2 separate regions of the Homo sapiens genome follow, and region 1 is linked to region 2. Evidence: chromatin loops called from intact Hi-C (ENCODE). Cell type or tissue: OCI-LY7. All regions are shown on one strand. Each heading gives the region's core, and the rest is flanking DNA. Links, peaks and the distances in the headings are about the cores only.

The links. Hi-C counts contacts between places; a loop is a spot of excess contacts. Peaks named below come from ENCODE experiments on the same cell type or tissue, not always from the same donor. Only the 100,000 strongest peaks of a DNase experiment are listed, where the experiment ranks them.
Region 1: a loop joins it to region 2, with 5 times the contacts of the local background. A loop is called at or near these places in 9 of 110 quality-filtered maps.

The regions. Positions count from the first base shown.
Region 1 is chr20:34,018,909-34,024,285 of GRCh38, reverse strand. All of the region lies in intron 1 of RALY (RALY heterogeneous nuclear ribonucleoprotein), which reads right to left. Among named protein-coding and RNA genes, the nearest start is that of RALY-AS1, 27 kb to the right of the region's middle. In OCI-LY7, for the core only: CTCF peaks have their summits at 1,772 and 1,973 (motif pointing right); DNase peaks (open chromatin) are centred at 1,625 and 1,995; H3K27ac peaks cover 998 bases.
Region 2 is chr20:33,944,943-33,950,319 of GRCh38, reverse strand. No RefSeq gene overlaps it. Among named protein-coding and RNA genes, the nearest start is that of RALY, 46 kb to the left of the region's middle. In OCI-LY7, for the core only: CTCF peaks have their summits at 2,210 and 2,418 (motif pointing left); DNase peaks (open chromatin) are centred at 1,629 and 2,419.

The sequences.
Region 1 (5,377 bases), core at 90-5,089, 74 kb before region 2:
AAGTGAGAATCTAAAGCTTTATAATCAGTAACCAACACACCAAAGCTCCGACCAGACACTGCTCTGTGCAACTGAGACTGTGTAGAAAATGGCTTTCATGCCCCTGATGAGACCAGAGTTGGAAGGGCTCAACCATTTTATAAAAAGGGAGGTAAGACCAGAGCAGGGAGGGGAATCTGTCCAAAGTCACAGAGGGAAGTCAGTGGCAGGGCCAGAACCAGTCTCCTTATTCCCAATCAGGCCACCTCTCACCTCACTCAGACCATGTTGGCCAGGCTGGTCTCGAACTCCTGATAATCTCAGGTGATCCGCCCGCCTTGGACTCCCAAAGTGCTGGGATTACAGGCGTGAGCCACCACACCCAGCCTGTCATTGGTTTTTGAATACCTATTCAAAAACTGATATGTAAGCTTGAAATTTGCAGTTCCAGCCTCCACACTGAGGTCCCCTCCAAAGTTATTCTATACTGTATTAAGTCTGAGTGAGGTGAGAGGTGGCCTGATTGGGAATAAGGAGACTGGTTCTGGCCCTATTATACCATAGACTGACTGTGGGGCTCTTGTGATACTCCAGCATATGATCAGTGCTGACCATAAGGCTTCACTTTCTAGAGTGCACAAAATTAGGTGCTTTATTCTATAAATGGGGTTAGCTCCACATGAGAGCCCCTGCCTTAGTCACCCGCTTAAGACTTCAGACCCCCACCCCCTCGAACTAAAGCCCAACTCAAAATCCAAGGACAGGCCTCCCCACCAATGGCCATTGTCCAGAGACTGCTTGCCAGCCTGGATGTCCACTTGGGTTTGCTGCTCTCTCCACCCCTCTGTAAGGAAGGCAGCATATAGTAGAAACAATTAGCAGATAGACCTAGGTTTAAGCCATGGCTCTCCCACCAAAACTGGGTATCCTTGGTGCTTTGACCACCGTTCACTTGCCTGTCTCTTCTACCACTCTTCCCTACTTGGGAGCAAGAAATATTCAGTTGTTTTCCTGTATCCACAATGAGTCAGTCACTGTCTACCAAATGATACTCTCTAAAACTTAAGTCCTCACATTTGTAAAATGGTGATTAAATCACCTACCTCAGAATAGTGAAGATAAATGAGGGGAAAAAATTACGTAAACTGCCTAGACTAGTGCCTGGCCCTTCTTCCTCTACTGTATCTTGGATTCCCAGGGCCAAAAGTTTGTCTGTACTGAACTACACAGCCCATCCTGGAGACATCATGCCTTGCTGACGGGGTCTGTTCCACTCTAGCAGTCAGACTGACTGCCAGTTCCTGGAACTCTACCAATAAAAACAGATACGACTACTCTCCTCACAGGTGAAGGTAGTGAATTTCAAGCAAATGATCTTTGAGCATATACTAATATTCTAGATTGAAAAGAGAGGGGAACTTTGGGGGAAAAAATGCTATGCTATGAAGCTGGAGGCTTAGAGAAGAAATCCCAAGTCCCAAAAAGTGGCTGAAGATAATCTGCACTGGAGCCTACAGAAGGGCCAGAGACATGAAATGAATTGCCTTTGGTCACATAGGAAGCTGAAGGCAGAAATGAGCTTAAAACTCACCACTGTGGTCTCCCTAGATGGTACTTTTTCCGTCCTTCAGGGCAGATGCACAGTGCTGAAGGAAAAAGGAAGTGAGGCATAGGAGGCTCAGTAGAGTGGCAGGGAGAGGCACATAGGGACATCAAGTGGCACTTACAAAGTTTCTGTTTGGTAAAGGTGACTGAGGGATAAAGCCAGCCTTTAGTTTCGTAGGGGCCTTATGTGCTCTGGCAGTTGAGGGGCAGAAACAAGTTCAAACTGGCCAGAACAAGTGTCAACAGTTATGGAGGGGAAAGGTATAGGGTGTCTCAAAGTATCATAAGCCCCTCCACCCACAACATCAGCTGCTTTGAGTGATCAAAACCTTCTGCCTACCCATCCCCAACTTCTCAACTCATACTATGATCCAGATTTTCTACGGTATCTGTCTTTTCCACTAGAGGGCCCTCAAACTTAAAAACTAGGGGTGAGGTATAAGGTATAGAGAAGAGAATAAGAGCTTTGTCCAGGCTGTGCATGGTGGCTCCCATCTATAAACCCAGCAGTTTGGCAGGCCGAGACAGGAGACCACCTGAGCCCAGGAGTTCGAGACCAGCATGGGCAGCCAAGTGAGACATTGTCTTTATTAAAAAAAAAAAAAAAGAAAGAAAGAAAGAAAGAAAAAAGGAAAGAAAGAGAAGGCTGAGTGTGGTGGCTCATGCCTGTAATCCCAGCACTTTGGGAGGCCAAGGTGGAAGGATCACTTTGGGAGGCCAGGAGTTGAGGACCAGCCTGGGCAACAGAGCAAGACCCGTCTCTATTTAAAAAAAAATTTTTTTTTAATAATAAAAAAACTTAAAAGAACAAATTAAAAAAAATTTTTTTAATAATAAAAAAATTTAAAAGAACAAATTTTTTAAAAAGAGTTCCGTCTCCTGAGGAAGATCTGACTGATGAGTCTTTTCTTTATTCTACTCACCATATTCTACTTATTATATTCACCCGAACTTCTGAGTTAAGTGACTGGCCCAAGGTCACGCAGCTAATAAAGGCAAATCAGGACTTGCCTGTGTATCAAGTATCCTTTTATGGCCATGACTGCTATGGTTTGAATGTGTCTCCTAAAGCTCATGTGTTGGAAACTTAATCCCCAAAGCAACAATGTTGAGACAGGGGACTCTGAGAGGCAACATTAGTGCATGAGGGCTCTGCCTTCATGAATGGATTAATGTCATTACTGCAGGAAAGTGTCTGCTATCTTGAGAGTGGGTTTATTATAAAAGTGAGTTCAGCCCTCCCACTCTCTCTCACCATGTGATGCCTTCTGCCAGGTTTTTATGCAGCAACGTGGCCCTCACCAGATGCGGGCGGCCCCTTGATCTTGGACTTCCCAGCCTCCAGAAGCATGAGCCAAACAAACTTCTATTGTTTGTAAATGACTCAGTCTATGGTATTCTGTTACAGCAGCACAAAATGGACTAAGACGGTGACTTTCAGCCTGGCACAGTGGCTCATGCCTGTAAATCCCAGCACTTTGGGAGGTCCAGGCAGGTAGATCACTTGAGGTCAGGAGTTCAAGACCAGCCTGGCCAACATGGCAAAACCCCATCTCTACTAACAATACAAAAATTAGCCAGGCGTGGTGGTGCACGCCTGTAATCCCAGCTACTTGGGAAGCTGAGGCACAAGAATCGCTTGAACCCCGGAGGCGGAGGTTGCAGTGAGCCAAGATTGCACCACTGCACTCCAGCCTGGGTGACTGAGTGAGACTCTGTCTCAAAAAAAATAAACTAATTAAAAAAAAAAAAGAAAAAGACAATGACTTTCAGCAAATTTGATTTTTATAGTTTTGAGCGGTAGGTAGGACAGGTGTTCTCTACTAAATCATGTCCCTTCTTCAAACACCTGCAATCCATTTCAGGCCTAGTTCTGACATTTATCTTCTCTTACAGAACTTGCATAACTACCTTCTTTCTTACAGGTCAGCAAACTTTTTCTGTATAGGATCAGATAGTAATTAGGCTTTGTGGGCTACCATAGTCTGCGTGGTATTCAACTCTGCCACTGTAGTGCAAAAGCAATCATGGATGAACAAATGAGTGTGGCTGTGTTCCAGTAAAACTTTACAAAAGAGGCAATGGGCTAGATTTGCCCCACCAGTTTGCTGACATGTTCTAACTAATCTGTCTCCAATCACCTGTTGACTAATCCATTATTCCTACCACAGTCCTGTAACCTCAGTGGATCCCCTTTGCCTACAGGATGGTTTAAACTCTACCCTTATTCATCCTCTACCACATCCTTTTCCTGCACACTGCACTCCAATCACACTGAGTTGTAATTTGGCAGCTTCTACCATTCCTCATGCTGTTCCCTAACATCCTCAATGACTTTCTCCATCCCTTTGCCAATATTATCTACTCAGAGACAAGTCCAAATGCCAACACCTGGGAGAAGTCTTTGCCAATGATTCCTCCCCTCACCCCCATGGGAGTTAATCCTTCCTCATGTTCCCTGACTAGCCTCCTTCCCAGGTAATCTGTCCAGCACATCCTCCACTTACATGTGTTACGGTGAACCTTCACATGCCTATCTAATTTACTGGGAGTTCTTGAAAAACAGGAACTGTGTTTCATATGTCTATACACTATTTTCAGAACCTGGTACACAGTGGGCACTCAAGCTTCCTTTTTTTTTGAGACAGAGTCTTGCTCTGTTGCCCAGGCTGGAATGCAGTGGCGGGATCTCGGCTCACTGCAAGCTCCGCCTCCCGGGTTCACGCCATTCTCCTGCCTCAGCCTCCCAAGTAGCTGGGACTACAGGCGCCCACCACTACGCCCGGCTAATTTTTTGTATTTTTAGTAGAGACGGGGTTTCACCGTTTTAGCCGGGATGGTCTCGATCTCCTGACCTCGTGATCCGCCCGCCTCGGCCTCCCAAAGTGCTGGGATTACAGGCGTGAGCCACCGCGCCCGGCCAAGCTTCCTATCTACCGAATAAAGCTTGCTCTGTCTTACATAATTTGTATGTGTATGGTTGTCCCTCACCCACCACTACCTCCCCACTCCCCCAGAATTCTAAGTTTCTCAAGAGCAGGGACTGTGTCTTACTCAACTCTGTGTCCCTTGCAGTACCTAACAGAGCACCCAGTGTCTGCCTACTGAACAGGCTTCTAAGCTGAGTAGATTACTAGAACATGGGGATCTTCGGTTCTAGCAGAAATGTGAGACGACCCACAGCATCAAAGAATCCTTCAGTCTGCTTTATGGGCTTGCCCCTACCTCCCATCCCATCATGTTTTCGGGTCTGGCCAGGTAACCACTTAAAGCAGAGGCCAAGACCAGGCATCTCACTAGGTTGCTCTCACCTGTGCTGAGTTAAAGGAACTGGAGCTATGTGAAGAGCAGAAGGATCCTTTTTTTTTTTCTTTTGAGACAGAGTCTCGCTGTGTCGCCCAGGCTGGAGTGCAAGATGCATGATCTCGACTCACTGCAACCTCCACCTCTCGGGTTCAAGCAATTCTCCTGCCTTAGTCTCCCGAGTAGCCGGGATTACAGGTGCCCACCACCAGGCCTGGCTAATTTTTAAAATATTTTTAGTAAAGACAGGGTTTCACCAACTTGGCCAGGCTGCTCTTGAACTCCTGACCTCAAGTGATCCACCCGCCTCGACCTCCTGAAGTGGTGGGATTACAGGCGTGAGCCACTGCGCCCGGCCGAGGGATCCTATTTTTAGACCTCCTTGTCCCTGGGCTCAAACTGTATCCTAAATACTAGCCCTAAACTGACCCCCAATCCGTATTTAGCCCTAGACCAGAAGACAGCCTTCTAACAAGTACAGATCCTTGGT
Region 2 (5,377 bases), core at 126-5,125:
AGAATCACTTGAGTCCAGGAGTTCAAGACCAGACTGGGCAACATAGTGAGACTCCATCTCTAAAAAAGAAAAATAATTATTATCAAAGGTAGACATTCCAGAAGCCTGGAGTTGAAGACACACAAAAGTGATCCATAAAATTAATACTCACCAAACTTCAGCCTCAACTCTCCTACCATGGCTCAGTCCTTTCTCTAGTGCTTTCTTTCTTGTCTTTTTTTTCTTTTTCTTTTTTTTTTTTAAGACAGGGTCTTGCTCTGTCTCCCAGGCTGGAGTGCAGTGGCACAATCATAGTTCACTGCAGCTTCGACCTCCTAGGCTCAAGTGATCCTCCTGCCTAAACCTCCCAAAGTGCTGGTATGACAGGCATAAGTCACCATGCCTGGCTTCTCTAGTGCTTCCTAACAGGCACTATTCTGAGCCCTAACAAGCACTAACTTGCTTAGAATGGCAAGTGGGAGATTTGAACTCATGTTGTGCTGATCTCAAGGGGCTAACAGGCCCCACCAAACTATGAGTTGTGCACCTTGTCTCACTGACTCCTCATAGCAGCTTTCTGAGGCTGGCATTATCCCCATTGAACAAACGTGGAACCCCAGGACCAAGGAAATGATATCCCCCTCCCAAGATCACGAGAACTTGAGAGATTCACATCATAAATCTGGAAGTTGAATTCACCTCTGTCTACCTCCAAAGGCAGGCTCCACTGGCCTACTAAAATTCAAAGTGTGCCAGAGGTGAGGAAGCTGCTGGTGCCTAATGTCAGAAAGAGAGAAGGAAGCAAGTTGTTTCCAACATTTGTCAGATTAATGAGGCAGTCACTGGGTCATCCAAGTGGCTAAATGGCATCTAAACATGTTTGAGAACCACTTAGCAGAGGCTCTGAAGATGGTCCCCCTGAGTCTAGGGCATCTGCATCCACAAGGAGTAACAGGCAGTGACGGGGCAGTGAATCGGACATGGCACACAGCTTCCCAAACAGCGCACAAGGGCAAGTCCTCTGCTAAGCGTTGACAAATACAGGCATGGGAATGAAAGGGATGGGAACTAGCTCGAAATGACACCCGCAGTTCCTTCCTAAGCTCAAAAGCTGCAGCCTATCATGAAATATTCAGGCTCTCAGCATGGGCTGCTGGAGAGACCAAGTGGGTGGTGACTGCAGGCTATGCAATCCCCCTACATGACTGGCAATATAGGGAGCAGAATAAGCTCCTATCCCATTCCATGGATGGGATAAGATGTAAGCTTCCTCTCAAAGCCGCAGGCCCAGAAGGGGACCTGGCATGTGGAGCCGGGGAAACTGAGACAGAACTTGATTGTAAGGACTGAGCCATGGTAGCAGAGTTGATGCTGAAGTTTGATGAGTGTCCCAGTTACTACTGCTGCCTAACAAAACACTCTAAACTTAGCGGCGTAAGACAGAGACCATTTATTTTGTCATGAGCCTGCAGTCTGGGCAGGGTTCAGTGGGGACAGGTCATCTTTGTTCATGTAATGTCACCAGGGATGTCTCTACTAAGGCTGGAGGGTCCGTTGCCAAGGTGACTCACTCACAAGGCCAGCAAGCTGGCACTGGCTGCTGTTTTCTCTCAGGTGGGCCTCTTCCCAAAGCAGCTTGGGCTTCCTCACAGCATGGCAGCTGGGTTTCAAGATGAATGTTTAAAGAGACAGAAAGAGGAAGTTGCCAGGTTCTTAATACCTGTTCCTGGAAACTTATAGAACATCATTTCTGCCATTGTCTATTGGTCAAGCATTCGCAGAACCCAGATTCAAGGGCAAGGGTCAGGGATCCCACCATTAAATAAGAGGAATGTCAAAGAATTTGGGGGCTATATGTTAAAACTGCCACAGTGAGAACATTCCCTTGCATCCTGTTACCACAAAACGTTCCATTGTTGTCTGCCTCCTCCAATTCATTACAAGAGATGGCTGGACTTCTGTACTGAGGATTTAGAAATTGTCTCCAACCTCAGCGAGAAAGAATGATGTGATTGATTAGTGGCCCCATGGACAAAGGAGTGGGGAGTAGAAGCATTTATGTAACAAGTATGCCATCTCCCTCTCAAGAGGTGGGCTGAGATTCTGTCTCTGGAAACCACTTTCTCTGTCTTGTCTCCCCCTTGCTTCAGACACTTTATTTCATTTATTCATGCAGGCATGCATGCATTTCTTCATTCACTCATTGATTTCAGCAATATTTATTAAGTACCTATTCTGGTACAAATTCAGTAGTGCTGAATAAAGCACATATAGGAACTGCACCCATGGAACTTACGTCCTATAGGAGAGTCAGACAATAAGCAGGAAAACAAATATGTGATTAAATTTGTGATAAATGCTAAGACCAAGAGGGGGCACTACTGTGACTTGTGCAGGAACCCAGCAAGGACATCTGGCAGCAATGGACAAGCAGCCATGAGACTATGCAGAATCAGTCTTCAACAGCGACACCATGTGGCAGTGAGGAGCAATGACTATTGGTGGTGGACTGATAGACTAGTTCTCTCTGTAGGTGGCATTGGAACCACACTGATGCCCTAAGCCCAAGTTATCCCCTAGACTTTGAAAATCCAGGGATCAGTGGATGCCTAAAGAGGGTGTCTTGGGACCTTGCACTAAAAAAAGTATGTGAGAACTTGAATGAGTGGAAAATTGAAATAAAGGTGGCTATATTTGTACCCTGAAACTGGCAAGGCGGGTCATTCTGATGATTCTATTTTTAAGATCTCAGACACCATGACTTGGACTCAGACCTTAGAGTGAGTAGGGAATACAGTTATAAACTGGAAAGGCTGGACAGGCTATGAAATGAGAGAGAAGTTCTCAATTGAGTCTGCAGTGGGGCTGGAGTTATTGACTCCTCCAACTTAGGGCAGGATTTTTCCATGGTAATTGGAGAGGGGCTGAGCCTGCAGCAAATGTCAAGAGGCCTCAGTTGTGGGGCAGGGAGGAGGTAGAAATAGGAACCAGGGCCGGGTGCAGTGGCTCAGGTCTGTAATCCTAACCCTTTGAGAAGCCAACGTGGATGAATCACCTGAGGTCAGGAGTTCGAAACCAGTCCAGCCAATACGGTGGTGAAACCCCATCTCTATTAAAAATACAAAAAAATTAGCTGGGCGTGGTGACGGGCATCTGTAATCCCAGCTACTTGGGAGGCTGAGGTAGGAGAATTGCTTGAACCTGGGAGGCGGAGGTTGTAGTCATGCCACTGCACTTCAGCCTGGGTGACAGAGTGAGACTCCATTAAAAAAAAAAAAAAAAAAAGAAGACGAAGAAGAAGAAAGAAAGAAAATAAAATAAAAGAAAGAGGAATCAGGCAGAGGTTAATGCATACTTCAGGACATCATTCTGTTAGACAGCCAAAAAAATCAGAATTGAGAAGGCATTAGTATATGGACAACAAAAGCATTTACACTCAGACATGATTATCCATTTGATTTAATCTGGTTGCAAATAAGAAGAAATCCAACCAAAACTGCTTCCGCAAAAGGGGATATTATTGGCTTATGGTCCAAGTGTGTGTCCTGGCTTCAGGTGCAGCTTGATCAGGAACACAGATGAGCTCACCAGGTCCTAGCTCCCTTACCATGTCTCCACTTGCTTCTTCAGCTGCTGCTTGAGTTCTAGGCCTCATGCGACAACAAGATGGTGGGAACAGATCCAGCTCTTATGTGCTGTTAGGTTTCAGGTACAGCAGGGAAGAGAGTGTCCCTTTCCTAGAATCCCAAATAAAAGTTTCATTGCATCTCATTGACTTTGATTGGGACATATGCCCATTCCTGAACCAAGTGCTGGGACCACAGAATGAGATATGCTGACTGGCTTAGGGCTAAGTCAGGACTTTCATCCCCAGAGTTGGTCAACTCTGCTTCATCAGATTCCATGCAGGCTGATTATGGGCAGGGAGTGTTTTTTTCAGAGGAAAGTGGGGGCATGGATACTGGAAGGAGGATAAATGGATGTGGGGCCCATGTGTGAGCTTCCGGAAGACGTTGCATCTGAAAGTGAGAACAGGGCTGTGCCTAAGGTGCATGGGACCCTGGAAAATATGTTTTTGGAAGCCCTGCCTATATAAACAATTTGATTTTAAAATGTATTACAAAATTATTGGGCCCATGTGAGGAATGATGAGGTATTGACGAAGATTGAGAGTTGTGAATACAGAAGAAGTACTTAGGTATTTTAGTATTTTTCAATTAGTGCATGTGAAGATTCTCTGCAGTATCCAGGCACCATCTCCTCCTGTTCTTTACTGTCAAATGTGTGGCTCTGGGCTCATATGTCCCACCACAAGGAAAAAACACAAGAAAAAAGCAGCAACATTGTTATTGCTCACAATGCCAGGCTCCTCAGGCTCTGTTTATATTGAAACAATAAAGATCTTCTTGCCTCTGCATTTCCCTGACAACATTTACTGAATGCTGGTTACTCATTAGGTTGCATCATCCGTTGTGCTACTGGGGAGTACTGGGCTTCCAATGACTCAAAGACAGTGCTTCATTGATGATGACCATAAGGGAAGTCTTCCCCAGAGTCTAGAGAATATATGAATGATCATTTGTCTTCTGGTCATATTAAATTTACCATTTGGAATTTTACAGTGTGATATGGTTTGGATGTTTGTCCCCTCCAAAGTTCACGTTGAAGCGTAATTCCCAGTGTTGGAGGTGGGGCCTGGTGGGAGGTGATTGTATCACGGGGATGGGTCCCTCAGGAATGGCTTGGTGCCATCCCCATGGTAATGAGTGAGTTCTGGCTCTGATGGTTCATGCAAGAGCTGGTTGTTTAGAGAGCCTGGCACGTCTCCCCAGCTGTCTCTCACTCTGCTGTCACCACATGATGCACCTGCCCCTTTTGCTTTCCACCATGACTGTAAGCTTCCTGAGGCCCACCCCAGGAGCAGACCCCAGTACCACACTTCCTGTACAGCCTGCAGAACCAGAAGCCAATTAAACCTCTCTTCTTTATACATTACCCAGCCTCAGGTATACCATAACATAAAAGGACGAACACACTATGTAATGTAGAACAGCGCTTTTCCCAACCATCTCTTCTCTTCAACTCTTTGTGCCACAATCACTGCATTCCTGAAACGTGATCTATTTCAATGCTGACCTCACCCGCTGCCTCCCACATACCACTACCAGTAGGGAGCATAGGTGAGGGGCTCATGAATAGAGCAAGAACTGTACCACTCACGTGAGGAATGTTTGTTCCAATCCAGCACAGCTTAAGGCCAACCCAGAACAGCAGGACTTGTCATATCAATCAGAGGCAAGAAAGGGCATTGGTAGAAAGAGCCCATGGGAGCTGCAGAACAATGAATGGTCCCAGCTGCACCAGAGGACTGTCTGACACATGGCTTGAAGCCTACAGA